Linked DNA regions of Homo sapiens: region 1 is linked to region 2. A link is a loop called in an ENCODE intact Hi-C map of the cell type or tissue named here. Cell type or tissue: dorsolateral prefrontal cortex. All regions are shown on one strand.

Region 1 (8,000 bases), 120 kb before region 2:
AGTCTATTGCTAGTTCTGAGTGTGTACAACTGTATGTGTCTGGGGTATGTGTGTAGGTGTGCACCTGTATGTGTATGTGTAGGTGTAGTGTTGTGTCAGGGGTTGAAAGATGAGGTAGGAAGCAGAAGAAAGAAAGGACTCACTTGTGATTGTGAGTCATTTGCACAAATGCCAGGTGCAAAGGGCAAGGACTCATAGGTGTTCCCAGCAGAGACCCACATACTTCACATCCCATCTCCAGCTTCCACTCCATTCATTCACACCTTCATTCACTGATGCGCAGATGCTGACTCAGCTAGGCCCTCTGCTGGCTGAGCCCGGGGACCATCATCTTACCTGGGATGGTTTCCATGGGCAGCCACAGTGTTGCTGAGGTCCCGGCTGCTCCAGGCTCTGGCTCAGCCTGGTGTTTTCAAATCCCACCTTTCCTGCCTCCCTACCCCACTGCCTCTGTCTATCCTCCCCAGCAAGGATCTGCAGAGAAGAGGACAGTTCTAACAAAGGGGAAGTGAGAAGAAAACCAGCAAGGGGAAAATGGAGAAGACTCTTGGCTGCTTGGCAAGGTCTGCCCCAGACACTTCCTCTCTGCAGGGGCTGTGGACCGCATGCCCCTCTGCCACTGCAGCGTTGGCGGGCACACAGGTGCGGACTTATTTTGTATGCCCAGCCTGTATGTTAGCCTGGAAGTTCCTGGAGGGCAGAGGAACATTATTTATAGTTTCTCCTCTTTCCTCAACTGTCGGAGAGGGGATGGCAGAAGGTTCACACCCTTGTGGCCTGACCTGCAAATTCTACAGCCTGATGTTGATAAACAAACCGGATCTGGTTAACAAAGGAAACTGATCAGCAGCCCAGACCCTGGGAGACAAAACAGTGGGCTCTTGTGACTGATGTGATTTTAAATCCTTATTTATAGGCAGGTATGGAATTCAGTTCTTTCTTTTTCAATTAAGGAAAAAAGCCTGATAGAATAAACGAGTCAGTGAATGAGTCAGAACTCAGAAGGCTTTCATTTCCTTCTGGTGCCTCAATCCCCTACTGAGCGCTCAATCCCTTATGCGCCAGAACCCGTTGCTGGGCATGCAGAGCTGGGAAGCTGTGGCCTCTATTCTGCTGGTGGTGGGATGGGACCCTGGCCTGGGGCTCCAGAGAAAGGGCAGGCTCTGTTTGGTTGGAGGAGAATCTAGAAGAGCTTCTGCAGGAGGTGGCATTTGAGATGAAATTTGAAGAAAAGGAGATGTTTTTGAGGAAGACATCAGCATGTGCAAAGGTCCAGAGGTGGGAACGAGCTGAGATTTTTTGAGGAATGGTGAGCAGTGCCCTGTGGGTTTGGGCTCAAATGCTGGTCAGTCCAGGGGAGGCATGAAGTGGTGCGGTGAACTCAAATGGAAGAGTCCAGTCCCGCCTGGGCTCCAGTGCTCCCTGGCCCACTCTGATCTTGCTCCATTTGCTTCTACTCTCTATGGGCTTGTTTATGGGTGGTAGAACCGCAGACTGGAAATGTGGTAGGAAAGGCTGATAAGAGGTTTGTGTACTCTTCTGTCCCTGCCATGCCGGGGGCAGACACCGGCCATTAAGTCATCATAATGAGCTTTTGTGTTGTTTTGGAGGAAGAATGAGGTGAGTAGAGGCAGGGTCTAGAGCCAGACTACAGAGGTGCAGAATCCAGCTGTGCCATGTACTGGGAATCCCTGGACAAGATCCTTAATCATCCTGTGCCTCAGTTTCCTCATCTGTAAAGTGGAGGTACTAATACCGACTTCATGGTGTTGTTGCTGCGGAATTAAATGAGCTTTTAAACAAGATTAAATTAAATTTTATATAAATATCTGTAAAATGCTTGCAGTGGTACTGGGCACGTGGTCTGTAAGTGTTTGGTTGTTTTTCTAGACCCACACTTAACCCCAGTGCTTCTCAAGACACTGCTCAGGGCAGCCGTATTAATCAGTTGTTGCTTCTCCTGTTTTAATCCAGTCTCCTCATTGTAGATGGCAGGTGGTGGGGCCAGTGAATCCAGGTGGTGGGAAGTCTTTCCCAGGGTCTCAGTGACTCAATGGAGCTGGAGCTCACCATTTCCTGATACTGACACCAGAATTTGTTGCATTATACGATGATATGGTTTGGCTGTGTCCCCACCCAAATCTCATCTTGAATTGTAGTTCCCATAATTCCCACGTGTTGTGGGAGGGACCTGGTGGGAGATAATTGAATCACGCGGTTTCTCTCATAGTGTACTAGTAGTGAATAAGTCTCTCAAGATCTGATGGTTTTATAAGGGGTTTCCCCTTCCACTTGGCTCTCATTCTCTCTTGCCTGCTGCCATGTAAGAAGTGCCTTTTGCCTTCTGCCATGATTGTGAGGCCTCCCCAGTCATGTGGAACTGTGAGTCCATTAAACCTCTTTTTCTTTATAAATTACCCAGTCTTGGGTATGTCTTTATCAGCAGCCTGAAAACGGACTAATACATATGACTTACAGCATAGGAAGGCGCTAGCAGGAAGGATCCCAGTGCTTAAGAGGGAAACTCCTGGAACCTTCATCTGCCCACTGTGAAGGGAAGAGCTGATATCCAGCCCTCCCAGCTCTGCACAACGTGAGGATCTCCCACAGGGCTGTCCCAGGGGAGTCAGCATCGGGGGTGGGGCATAGGCCAGTCCCCCTGCTATCCTGTACGATAACCCCTCTCCTGGGGGCCCAGTGCATCTCCAATCTCTGTGGCAGGTTCCTCCCCACCTTTCCAGGCCCCTTCCTTTCTTCTGTTCCTTCTTAGGAGATATAGCTACAGCCTGGGGTGGTGGCCATTCAGCTAGCCCTTGATGGGAGGGTCCCAGGAACCAGCTTCAGGCCCTAGATGGGTCCACTTCCAAAGTGACCAGCCTCCGCCTTCAGAGACACTGGAACCATATGACCTGCTGGCCGGCCTCCGGCAAGCGGATGGGACCTCAGCCTTCACAACTAGACCGCTTCTAGTTAAGCACCGGTGTTTCCAGCCCTTGGAGAAGAAAACTCAAGAAAGTGCTTCCAAGGTGTAGTTCAAAGACTACCTGTGCCGAATCACCTGGGGGTGGGGGTCAGGAGGCTCATCGATGAAAATACAAATTCCTGGGTCTTACACAAGACCTACCGGGTTAGACTCTGGAGCTGGGAGTGCAGGAACCGCAAGTTTCCCAAGCAACTCCTGCACACTCGAGTTAGTAAACTGTGGGACTCACGGGGCAACAGCAACGGGAAAGCCCTTAGGACCAGGAATCCTTGGTACCATCCCAACCCCATTGCCAGACTCCCTGAGGGACGCCAGGGATTCACAGTTTGTGCCAGTGAACGAGCCCAAGCCTGCGTCTTCACTCCTTTCTCTCCAGCTGCCCACACTGCTCACACGTTCCCCGCAGTTTCTAAATTCAAAGTGGGGCAGTTTGAGCTGTTTACCAACTCCCTTTCCTGGGCACCAGGTCTTAGAAGCCTGCCACTGGAGAGGGGTCTGGGCTCACATCCTTCTAGGGCTTGGCAGGAGTTTCCCTGACTGTAGGCAGGGGGTGAGGATGGGACCCGAGGGCCCTGTTGCAAGCTGGGTGACTTCCTGGCCTGGAGCAAGCCTCTGACTTTCCAGACACAGCTTGGGCCTCTGAACCACTTCCTCCCGGAAGTCACAGTCTTTACAATCTCCCCCAAGTGGGACGGCAGCCTGAGTGCTGTCAGGCTCACCTGCAGAGGGACTCCCGTCCTGGGCCCTGGAGCTGGCGCTGGGGTGGGGGTGGGAGCCTGACACCCACTCCGGCCCCCTACAGATGGTCCAATGCCTCGTTGGCAGAGCAAGTGTTCATTGAACACCTGCTGAGTGTGGCTTGCTGTACTGGGTGCTGGTGGGGGGAGGGTGAGGGATGGGGAAGCATTGGGGGCGAAGAAAGAAATAGAAGACTGGGGGAGTGGAGAAGCCCACACGCAGGTTTAGAACAATCACTAAGCAGCCTGCCAGGCAAAGCGAAACACACTCATCAGAATCCAGTCTGCGTGAGCTTATTCAGCAGGCCAGGCTGGTATCTCAGAGGTGTGGGGTGTGTGCTGGCGTGGGAGGGGGGCAGGGAAGACACAGGGGCAGACAGGACTTATGTTCCAGTCCTGAGGCCACACACCATGGACAAGGCCATTGCTGTGTGGCCTTGGTAAGTTACTTACCCTCTCTGAGCCTCAGCCATTCCCCTTTCTGTGCTTCCCCCAGTGTATACAACCTGGAAAATTGCCAGCTTAAACCAAATTTTCTGACACTTAGCAAGGGATGTGGCTTCTTGGTCATCTGAGTGGTCTGTCAGCTAGAGGCCCATGTCACCCCAACAGGCAGTATAGGGTCATGATTAGAAACCTTGTGCTTTGGGGTCACAGACCTTCACTGAAAGCCACCTCTGCCACAGGCATATCAATGCCCTTGTCTATAGAATGAGCAGATCTGTCGGCATCTTTGCAGGGAGGATTCAGTGAAATTCACTCCTGGCTGGGGAGCGGGGTGTCTGGACAGCATCTCGGAGAAGGGGCAGAGGACATGAGGTTCACAAAGCACTGCCTTCCTCCTTTGCTTTGATTCATTTTAGTTGCAGTAGTCACTTGTTGGAGATGTTAATGAATACAAAAGCCAGAGAGTGTTTCACTTTTTTCAAAGACTGCACGAGTTATGAGGTTTGAGGAGTGCCAGGGTACAGGATGGAAGGGGCCCAGCGCTGTGCCTGGCGCTTGGTGAGCTCTCCTGAGTGTTACAAGACAGACTTCTTCCCACTGCTTCCTCTCTTTAGTGTCTTCCGATGAAGACACTCCTCCCCTTTCTCCTTCTCAGCTGTGTTTGTTCCCTAGAGACAGCTGGAGCTCCACCCCCCAACAGCCCCTAAGCAGGGGGGGGCCTCTCCCCTGCAGCAGCCTGGCTCTGGGCTAATCCTAAACCCTCTCCTAATTAAAGAGCATATAATTTAGGGATTAAGTGTGAAGTGATTAAAATTAGAGACCTGTGTGCCAATCCTGGCTTACTATTCACTGGCTGTGTGACCTGGGGCAAATTACTTAGCCTCTCTGTGCTTCAGCTTCCTCCTCCAAAAAAAAAAAAAAACATGGACTAAGGCACCCACGTCACAGGGCTGTTGTCAAGATGAATCGAGTAAGTGCATGTGAAACATTTAGCATGCACTAAGCAGTCAATGAACATGCAGCTGTTCTTCAGGTTAAAGCCACACTGGCTATTGGTTGCCTTCTGTTTTCTTTACTTTCGCAGAGCCACCTCCCGCCATGGGCCAGTCTGGCTGGAAACTGTAGGAGTGAATAAGAGAAGGATCCATGTGAGTGCGTGGTCAAAATAGAAGTTGCCGTGGAAAGGCGAGAGATGAGTCTGCCAGTGAGAGCCTGTCTGGATGTCGTCAGCTGTGATGGGCCTACAGGTTGTCACGGACTTGGCGGCTCTCCGACGACTGCTGAGCAGTCTTCTATGTATAAGAATCCAGAGCCTGTCGGGATGAACCAGGGTGTAGGGAGTCAGTGTTAATGGCGCTTGGGAGCTGGGTTCAGCGGGGAGGTTCCTCAGAAGGGTCCGGACTCCATCACAATCATTGCAGATGGAGTTGGACTCTAGCCAGCAGAGAGGAGTAGTCACAGAAACTGTGGAGGCCAGAACAAGCTGATCTGAGCCCTAGGGGGTTAAAATTCTTTCTTCCCTCCCCACTCACCTCAGAAAAGTGACCTGGGACCTTGTGACCAAGCAAGTGAAAATTCAATTCATTATCTCATAAATGCCTTCAAGAGTTGGTAGACCTAAGAGTACAAAAGAATACAAGATTCCCCCCACTTCCAAAAATCCTAAGAGTTGAAAGGGTGAATACATGTGCATATGGTCAGAGTTGAAACCTACAAATGCAGGCACATGATCAACCCTGTGTAGGCATAGACAAGAATTAAGGAGTGTGTGGATTACCAGAATCCAGGGATTGGGCTGAAGAGCTGGGGAGACAAACCCTCATTTTTTTTTATGCCTGTGACATAGAACTTAGGGAGTCCCCCTAGGCCACCACATCCAGGAGAAATTCCCTATCCTAAGCAACCTCAACTGAAGGGCTCATAACGGCCTTCTTGGGGGCTAAGCCACCCCAGTTAACTGAGATAATGTTTTTTCTTTGTGGGTGTACATTTTTTTCACTCCAGGAGATTTGGGGTTATGTTAAGACAGGCTTATGGGAATTAAAACCATAGTATTTTATTTTTCTGTTATACACTTACTTGTAATGCTAAGATAATTTTGCCTATTAAAGTGAGAATCTAATCATCCTAATTTAAAATGTAATTGAGCAATTAGATGTGTGAGTTTACATTGAAATCTTACTAAACTTATGCTCAGTCCTAGAATATTTCAGAGCATTTTAGGTTCACAGTATATATACATTTAATTTACTAGCTGTAAATGAATTAGTTATGTCCCCAGGGAGATTTTGCTCAAAACAGGCAAATGAGTTTAAAAGGAAATCCAACAGATGACTTTAAAGATGTTATTGAAGTACATCATATACTCTGACAAGTCCTGAGATGACAAAGTGAACCGGTATCCATGTAACCAGCACCAGATCAAGATGCCTCACAATACTTGAACCTGGAAAACCTCTCAGCAGGTCCCTCCTGCAGCCAGTCCCCCTCCAAGGGAAACCACTCACTCCAAACATTACATTTATAAAGGCAATATAAATTGTTTGAGATGTCTTTAATTACGTTTGTAAACGCGATCAAATGTTCGAAGACTTCTTAGAAGCAGCTGCTAAAACCCGCTTGATATCAACAGAACAAAGATTTGTAAGCAGACTTAAACACTTAAGAGAGAATTAGGGTTGTGAATGTGTCAGTTTAGTAAATTGAACTCCAATTATTTAAACTCAAAGTAAATGTCTGAGTAGTCTTTTCTGGGCATTAACAACGGCCCATGGAGACACTAAAAAACTCAGATGAACATGCATATGAACAGTCATAGTCCAAAGACATGAAGGAATGTTCATGAAATGACGCATCATGCCTGTATCTTTCCTTAGGCAGAAGGCACATTTCCAACTCCCAAGGCCACTTTCAATGCCTTGGGCTTTGCAGATCATGTTCTTTTCTTGAAACAGCATGCCTATATTGTCTATGATTTACTTTAAAATATTTCAAATAGGCAGTGGGACATATTTTGAGTCTATACTCTAGGATACTCTAGGATAGTCAGTTAACGTGAATAGAAACACTACATACTCCATGGATGGGTGTTTAGCATTGGAAAGACTCATGAGAAGCCCACAATGTACAGGGACAACTATAAGGGTTTCCATTGTCTTTATTTCCAATCAGCACAAGAGGGCTTGTTCATTTGCATAATGGGTATAAAACGATTTTTCATGGGTGATCCAGTAGGATAAACAATGCATAATTAGCTGGAGATACAATACGGGTACTGTCACTCTTGCCTGAACAAGGTCTTAGAATGCAATGGTCCAATAGCCTACAGAAGTGCTCCACATTCAGGACACCCTCTAGTCTTGTGCATGGCCAATTACTTGACTCCATAGAAGGTCAGATGAGTTCTGCACTGGAATACTGTTGCCTCTACCCTTCATTAACGGAACATCTAATAGGGAGATGGCTGGGACTTTGGATACATTTTTCATTACGGGAACATCTAACAGGGCATATGGCTGGAACTTTATGGAGTTCTGGACCGGGCGGATGTGGGGCCCACTTGCTAATAAATGTGTGCAAATTTGGAGTGGGACCTGCTTTCATTATACTTTACTGCCCTAGTGGCAGGCTTGTGGGAATGGCAACAGGTGCCCTCCTTTCCCTGTAGCTATGAGAAGTTATGAGTATTAATTGAAGCGAGTCCAGTGTCTGTGACCCAGTTGGTTGAGGTCAGTTGACAAAGCAGAGGCTCAGAGGAGTCTGATGGTCTGGGGCAGTGGGCAGTGCAATGCCATGGAGCAGGCTGGGAGACACATCTTTGGTGGGGCCATTCC
Region 2 (8,000 bases):
ATGTATGCCTCCTGTCTCCTTGACAATCTGGCTTCCATTCCTGTGGGAGCTTCTTCCAGGGAAAGCCCAGGCTCCCTCCCCTCTAGGGAAGGGGCCCCTTTCCAACCCTCCTTAGAGAGGACAGAGACTAGAGGGAAGGGCAGCCCACCCACGGGTGCAGGCCAGAAGCCCCTCTCTCTGCTTAGACCCCTCCATGTTAGATCATGTTGGAGAATAGAGAAGCCAGGAGGGGCTGCAGGGCCAAGAAAGCCCTGCTATGTGTCCCTGAATAAGCCATTGAACCTCTGTGAACTTTACTAAGATATAACAGGACCTATATTCTAATCCTACCTTATAGGATTATTCCAAGAATGAAAGACAATGGTGCACATGCGCATAAGGCATTAGCACAGCGCTGGGCTCACGGTGAGCATTCCACACACTGTACTTACTGTTCCTATGAGCTAGGCTGGTATCATAAGAAAGAGCACTGGAGGCCAGGTGCGGTGGCTGACGCCTGTAATCCCAGCACTTTGGGAGGCCGAGGCGGGCAGATCAGGAGGTCAGGAGTTTGAGACCAGCCTGGCCAACATGGTGAAACCCCGTCTCTACTAAAAATACAAAAATTAGCTGGGTGTGGTGGTGGGCACCTGTAATCCCAGCTACTCGAGAGGCTGAGGCAGGAGAATCACTTGAACCCAGGAGGCAGAGACTGCAGTGAGCTGAGATCATGCCACTGCACTCCAGCCTGGGCAGCAGAGCAAGATTCCGTCTAAAAAAAGAAAGAAAGAAAGAAAGAGCACTGGAGCAGGAGTCAAGGCACCTGCTTTCTAATGTGGGCTCTGCCACTAATTTGGGCTCTGCCACTAATGACTTTGAGCAGTTCCTGAAGCCCTTCAGGCCTCAGTTTCTTCATCTGTAAAATGAGAGCATAGGGCAAGATGAGGTGTCTAGTCTCTTCCAGAGCTGACTTTCCATCACTCCATCACTTCCCATAGCTCTCATTCACCCATTCATCCTTCCCAGCTCAGTTAAACACCACAATCTCTAGAAACCTTTCCCAGAGACCCTCGAAGCTGTGAGTCTCTCAGCACCTGCCAGGCACCACATTTCTCCCATGGGTCCTGTGGTAGAAGAATGTGTCCCGTGGTGATTCCCAAGCCAACTGTGTGGACCACCTTAACCTCTGATTCCCAGCCCCAGGGAAAATCAGGAGATTAACAATCAGTTCCTTTGGGCTGATAATATTCCTTCCATTTTACAGATGGAGACACTGAGGTCCTGGATATTTAAAAAAACAAAAACAAAAACCCATATGACACTCTCAGGGAGCCTGGGAGTCCCAGAGCTTCAGTCCGATTTTCTGCAGTGACTCAGGGCTTAGACAATCATTACAGCAGCGATTACTCCTTAAATTGGTTATTTTTCACTGTTGAAGCTGTTGTGTGGGCCTTTTTTTTTTTTTTTTTTTTTCAGTTTGGATTCACCAGGCTGGGGGAGGGAGAGATTGAATGTGAGGCAAAGCAGAAGGAAGAGAAAGAAAAAGGGGAGGCGGGAAAGCCGGGCAGCAGAGAAAGGCCCAGGAGTCTTTGGGATTTCTCACCATGGGGTGGGGGAGGGGGAGGCTGCCCCGGACCCCTGGGGAGGCAGGAGAGAGGGAAGTAGGAGTGGGGGCAGGGAGACGACAGCAGGTGGTGGGGCATAGTTCCGAGGTTAGCTGCAGCCATGGGCAGTTCTAATCAGCTTCTTAGACTCCTGGGATCAGTGCCTGGGCTAAGGGTGCTGTGTGTGAGGTTGGGGGTGGGACCTTACCACCTCCACTCTCACAGTCTACCCCCAACCATCTCCCCTCCACCTTTTCTCTTCCCACACTGTTCAGATACCTGCCGTGTGCTTGGCACTGTGCTAGGCACAAAGGCATAGCAGGAAACGAGATACAGCCCTGCCCTTGAGTAGCTCACAGCCAGCCCTGGGAACCTGGAACCCAGCCGTCAAATTCACTACAGGGATTGGAGGGAGCTACTGGGGTCAGCTTGCGGGGGTCTATGGGGACCGAGGGATGTGGCCCAACTTCGGCATGAGGCTTGGGGGATGGGCGAATGGGGGAGAGTGGGTAGGGAAAAGCTGCCAGAGGAAACTTTGTTTGTTTTTTGTTTTTTGAGATGGAGTCTCGCTCTGTCGCCCAGACTGGAGTGCAATGGCAAGATCTTGGCTCACTGCAACCTCTGCCTCCCAGGTTCAAGTGATTCTCTCATCTCTGCCTCTCCAGTAGTTGGGACTACAGGCATGTGCCACCATGCCTGGCTAATTTTTGTATTTTTAGTATAGATGGGGTTTCACCATGTTGGTCAGGCTGGTCCAACTCCTGACCTCAAGTGATCCACCCGCCTTGGCCTCCCAAAGTGCTGGGATTACAGGCATGAGCCACCGCGCCTGGCCCGGAAACATTTTAGCTGAGATAAGAGAAGCATGGTGAAGAGCTGGCAGATGAAGACTGGGGTGTGATGGGTAAGAAAGGTCAAGCCGAAGGAACAGCAGGGACAAAGGCAAGGTCCTAACCCGGGACAGAGCCCGGAACAAGAGGGGAGCTAGGAGTAGCAACTGCTCAGATGTCTGTCTCTTGCACTAGATTATGAGCTTCTCTGATTCATAACTGGGGTTGCATTCATCACTCGTTTTGTGGATGTATCTATGTCTGTACGCATGCATTCATTCCTTCATTTGTTTTAGCTGGAATAATCTAAAGCTTATTATGAATCTTGCAGGATGAAGCTGTAGATCTATGATGGCCTGTCCCCTTAGGCTGCCAAGTCCTGCTGCACAGGCTGTGCACTGCACCACTCCATCTGCCATAGGTGTAGCACCCTGCAGCCTTGCTCTACATGGTCATTGATAAGTAGTAATTATTCTCTCCCTCTCTGCATATATAATCCCCATTTTCTGTTGTGTACACTGAGAGAAGGGAGGAGTCCTGCTCGAGTTCTCATGGCCTGGGGGAGACCCACAGGAACTCTCCCTATCTCAGTATCCCCACTGACACTTACTTTCTCAGTAGGCCTAGATAGTTGATCTGAGAGCTTCCGGGTCAGATGCCCTTCCTCACTCCAGGACCATGGAACTGCCAGGCAGAGTGGGCTTCTGTTTACTGCCTTGGGCTGAAAACACATATCAGCGATTGGCAAAACACAGGGAAGTTGCAGCTCAACCTGTTAGACTGGCAAATGTATGCTATGCCCTTCTCTTACTGTAAGGATATAAAACAATCACTTATTTATACTCAGGAACCAGAACACTTGGGTCCTCCTGCCTCCCCCTGCTCAGCCCCACCCTGAACAGAGGGGCTCCCAGAATGCCCTGGGGCCTGTGGCAATGGGGGAGAGAATGGAAGGGGAAAAGGAGAGCTGCCCTGGGACCTTTACGGTGGAGGGCAGAAACATTATTAAGTACCTGCTGCATGCTGACCCTTAACTGTTTTTCTTCTAATTATCAAAATAGTCCTGTGAAAGGGAGTCAGAAACCCAGGGGACAGAAGGAGCACGGTTTGAATCCAGGCTGTGTCTCTTATCAGCTGGAGACTTGGGAGAGTTGCTTATCTTTTTTTTTTTTTTTTTTTGAGAGTTACTTATCTATAAAATGGAGATAATAACAGCAACTACCTCCACAGGGCCAGTGTGCAGAGTTCACGAAGCCACCCACTGCAGGTGCTTGGCACAGTGCCCAGCATATAGTAAGTGTTCAGTAAACACTAACTAGCATCATGAGATTCGGGGTTGCTGTGAGCCCTGTTGTACAATGGAGAAACAGAGGCCCAGGGAGGCTACAGAAGTTGCCAGAGGCCACACACTTAGGAGTTGGCATAGCCAGAGGTGAGTGTGTGGAGTTTTGAAGGGAAGGTCTGAAGACTGTCACTAAGCATTAAATCCGCCTGAGGCTTCAAACCTTCACTTTAAATTCACCCAGTGCTGTGTGCCCAGCCTTGCACTGAGGGGTGAGATGGAGTGGCTGAGTGAAGAAGATGTGTTAGGCTCCTTGGAGCCACCATCCCAGAGCACGTGGCCTGATGGGGACAGACAGAAGATAGTAGTTCCCATGAAGCAGTGTGGCAGATGCTGTCACCAGCTGCTCCCAGAGCTGGAAGAGGTAGCCTCCAAGGCTTCCTAGGATGTGTGGGGGGTGTGAGTGGGGGTCGGGGAGGGCTGGGAAGGACTTCTCAGAGATGCCTGGTAGAGGGCTCAGCGTTTGCAAAGGCCAGGAGGGTTGAAGTACCACAGCATCTGGAGAAACTGTGGCAAAAACCGATCCGTGGTGGTTATAAAGACCCCTTGTGGCATCCAAGGGAAAAAAATGTGGGCTTCGAAGCTGACAAATTTGGGGATTCAAAACCCTGGTACATGAAGCCAGCCCTTTCTGGGCTTCAGTTCTCCATTTTAAAAATGGACTACCTCACAGAGGTTGCCCACAGAAGTCGCGCAAAAAGTTGGTCATTTCTCTCTCTCCCCCATCCCAGGGTGAGAGTGGGGCAAGGATGGGCGGTGGTGAGTGGCGGAGGGGAGGCCCTGGGTCAGCCCTGGGGTCCTCTGGGTCTGCAGATCTGCCTCCGGGGTCAATTCTCCCGGGTGGGCGGAGGTCTGCGCCCTGCCAAACCGGTGTTAACCCGCCCCTTGACCGCTGACCGGTGCGTGGGAGGAGGAGAGCACCAGGTGAAGGGCTGATGACTCTCCAGCAAGTGTTCCCTCCATCCGCCGCCGGCTCGGATCCCCAGAGACCCGGATCGCAGCTTCCCTGCTGGCCGAGCCCCCAGCACCCGCGGCGCGCCCCAGCCCTCTGCTCCTCCTCGGAGCAATTACATAACGACGCCTCTGGTGGGTGGCGGAGAGGCCTTCTTTGTTATTGCGATCCGCCTCGGCAGCGGCCCCGCTGTATTAATAAACCGATCACTCAAAACGCCAGCCTGGGCTTTATGTATGTAGATTTGGGTTGGGGCGCCTCCGAGGGAATTATCCACGCTGCCCGCTCCTCACCCAGGAGGGAAGGAGGTGGAATCCCTTCCCTCCCCTCCCCTCTGGTCTTTCACCCTGCCCTTCAGCTCAGAGTCCCTCGCCCACCCACCTTGCTCAGCAGCCCGGTCCCAGGAGGGCAAACAAGAATATTCCAGAATCAAAAAGTGTGGGTTCCAGGCCCATCTTCACTTCCCTGATGGGTGATAGCTGGCAAATGGAAACTCATTAGCCTTACCTGTAAAATGAGCCGAATAATAGCAAAGTGCCCATTTAAATTAGATAATCTAGGAATCTGCTTTGCAAATTCTAAAGCAATGGTTCTCAATCTTTGGCTTGTATCAGAATCACGTGGGGGGCTGTTGGACGACAGATTGTTGCCCCTGTGACTTCCTTTCCCAGAGTTTCAGTTGTCTGAGGTGGAAATGAGAATTTGTGTTTCTAACATTTTCCTGCCCCCAAGTAGGCTTTGAGACTCATACACTCTAAAGAGATTTATAAACTAGAATCTATTTGTCAGATGTTCCTGTCGGTCCGCAGGTGACTTACTGTCCCCAAACTGTATGGCTTCACTGGGGTGGGGGTGGTCCAGGAGTGGCAGGCCTTACAAGGGATCAGCAATGCCTGCCCTGGCCAGCGGCAGCACCAGAACCACCTGAGCTCTGGGCCAGACTGCCAGGGTTCCAGTCCCACCTCCCTGCTTTCTAGGGTGTGATCTTGGGTAAGTTATGTAACTCAGTGGGCCTCCGTTTTGCCATCTATAAAATGGGACTAGTAATGGTACCAACTTCGTGAGATTTGTTAGGATTAATGACATGTAAGATTCTAGACCAGCGTCTGGTACATAGTACGGGCTCAGAATGCTATTTTTTGAAATAATGATAAAGCCCCTGGGGTTTTATCATTGGACAGGAGGCAAGTGAAGCGGTGGCCATTGGCCTAGCCGGCTGCCCAGGGTCCAAGACTATGATCCCACAGCCCAGAGTGGCTGCTCTGGGCACTCACTGTGAAGAGGTCCTGGGGGTCGCCCAAGATGAGGGTCCAAAATCTGCTACTCACTTCCCTGCATAGCAATTCTTTTCTTGGCCAGGGCTCAGCACTCTGAAAATCTGGACCCAGCCTGAGGTTCTTAAGTCAGCTATGCTGACAAGGGGTACTCCATACTCCATCTGCCCTGAGTTTTGGAAGCCGTCCCTTCAGTACCAGCACAGAGCAACAGTGTCCCAGGCCTGCGATACAAGGTCCACAGACATCTCCCCGACTCTCCCAGCTGGTGGAGGGTGGATTTCTTGCAGATGGCCACATGCACACAGCTCACCGCCATTTCCACATGTCCATTCATTAATTGAGTCAATGAACATTCATTGAGAACTGACTGTGAGCTCCGGACTCACATGTACTATCTCACTTAACCCCCCAGGTACCCTATGCATCATCATGATTTTCTTCTTTCCATTTGGCAGATGAACACGCTGAGGCTCAGAGACACTGAGTTACTTGCCTAAGGCCACAGAGCCGGTTAGAAGAGGACTAGGACCTTGAACCTAAATCCAGGATGGTTCTAGTGGCTAAATCCCACTCTCATACTGCCTCCTTGAGCCCTCCCCCACAGGAAGCAGGAAAGGGCTGGCCATGGTCTTCTGGTCCCCTAGCTGTCATACACTTTCTTTGGGGAGATCTGAGCCTCATTTCTTCCACCCCCATCCTGATCAGTTCTCTCTCCCACAGATAAGAAACTGCTTGACATTTCCTGGTCCTGGTGTAGCAACAGAGGTGGTGGGGATGAGTCACTGGAGGGAAGCAGCTGGCAGTTGTGTGGGGTCGGGGAAGGAGGGCTGGTCAGTGCTCACTCTGGAGGGGTGGGGGCAGGAAGCACTGGGGAGGCCTGCCTGGGAGTTCCTGAGCTCCCAGCTGCTCCTTCCAGTCCCCAAAGCTATGTGTAACAGAGTTCTCCTCACCAGGCAGGTTCACAGAGAACGAAGCTCTGGAGGAAATGAGAGGAAACCAGGAAGGGGAACCAGAAGCAGTTGTGAAAGCCCAGCTCTCTGCCTCAGTCCTTGTGTTGTGGGATGGCGGCTCCTTCTCTCTGGGTTTTGTGCCAGCTTCAATGAACCCTGGCTAGACAACTCTCACCCCAGAGCTCCCTGTTCCAGTTGAGAATGCACCAGCACTCCTGAGGCCCTCTCCCTCCGCTCCTCCCAGGCTGCCGCATAATAACACCAGTGGCACTGATTGATAACTGTCGATGTGCCTGCCCCATGTTAAGGGCTTCACGTGCAGCCTCTCTGCTAAACCTCCAATAACTCCCACCAGGTAGGCCCTGTTATTATCACCATTTTACAGATGAGCAAACTGAGGCCTAGAGAAGTGAAATCACTGGCCCATGGTCCCATAACCAGGACTTGAACCCAGATCTGTCAGGTCCAAAATCCCTGGGCTCAACCACAACAGGTCTCTGACAACATCATGTTCCTCCACACGTGCCCATCAGTGCTGAAACCTTTCCCCTGGCCCCAACCCCAAAGACTAGGCCCAACCCCCGCTCCGCAGGCCTCTCTCCTGCAGTCCCAGGTGATAACAGTAGTCTCACTCCAAGCATCTTTGAAATCCAATTACATCCCCATTCTTCCTCGTCCATAGTGGTTTCTGGCTGCAGACACTGGCAATCCCTGTGCCCACCACACCTTCCTGCAGGGGCACAAACACAGACACACAGGCGCACTCTTAAGTGCTCACTCACACCTGGCCACCAAGGAGGTGTTGCTGCCCCTGCTTGTGGAGGGCGACCAGGGCAGATGGAGCCCCTGCTGCTCCCAGGTTCCTGTGGGAGTCTGGAGGAGTGACCCTCCCACCCCTGCAACAGCCGCTGGCTGCTTCCTGGCTCCATCCCCAACCCCACTCCCATCCCCACCCCCCTGGGGCCTTGAGAGGAACACTTCACCAAGGTAAGAATCACAATAATAATGTCAATAATAGGAATCAGCATTTCCAGTTTGCAAACCTTTTTCATCGAATCACCTCACT

Evidence for each region. Peaks named below come from ENCODE experiments on the same cell type or tissue, not always from the same donor. Only the 100,000 strongest peaks of a DNase experiment are listed, where the experiment ranks them.
Region 1: it touches region 2 in a loop (2.0-fold over the local background); 15 of 110 quality-filtered maps call a loop at or near these places.

The regions. Positions count from the first base shown.
Region 1 is chr11:45,075,982-45,083,981 of GRCh38, reverse strand. No RefSeq gene overlaps it. Among named protein-coding and RNA genes, the nearest start is that of PRDM11, 67 kb to the left of the region's middle. RefSeq lists enhancers at 1-850, 851-1,728 and a silencer at 3,844-3,913. In dorsolateral prefrontal cortex, no CTCF peak of the experiment used is centred here; DNase peaks (open chromatin) are centred at 319, 3,601, 4,719, 5,361 and 1 weaker place; H3K27ac peaks cover 1,842 bases.
Region 2 is chr11:44,954,057-44,962,056 of GRCh38, reverse strand. No RefSeq gene overlaps it. Among named protein-coding and RNA genes, the nearest start is that of TP53I11, 7.2 kb to the right of the region's middle. In dorsolateral prefrontal cortex, no CTCF peak of the experiment used is centred here; no DNase peak of the experiment used is centred here; H3K4me3 peaks cover 460 bases; H3K27ac peaks cover 302 bases; H3K27me3 peaks cover 1,614 bases.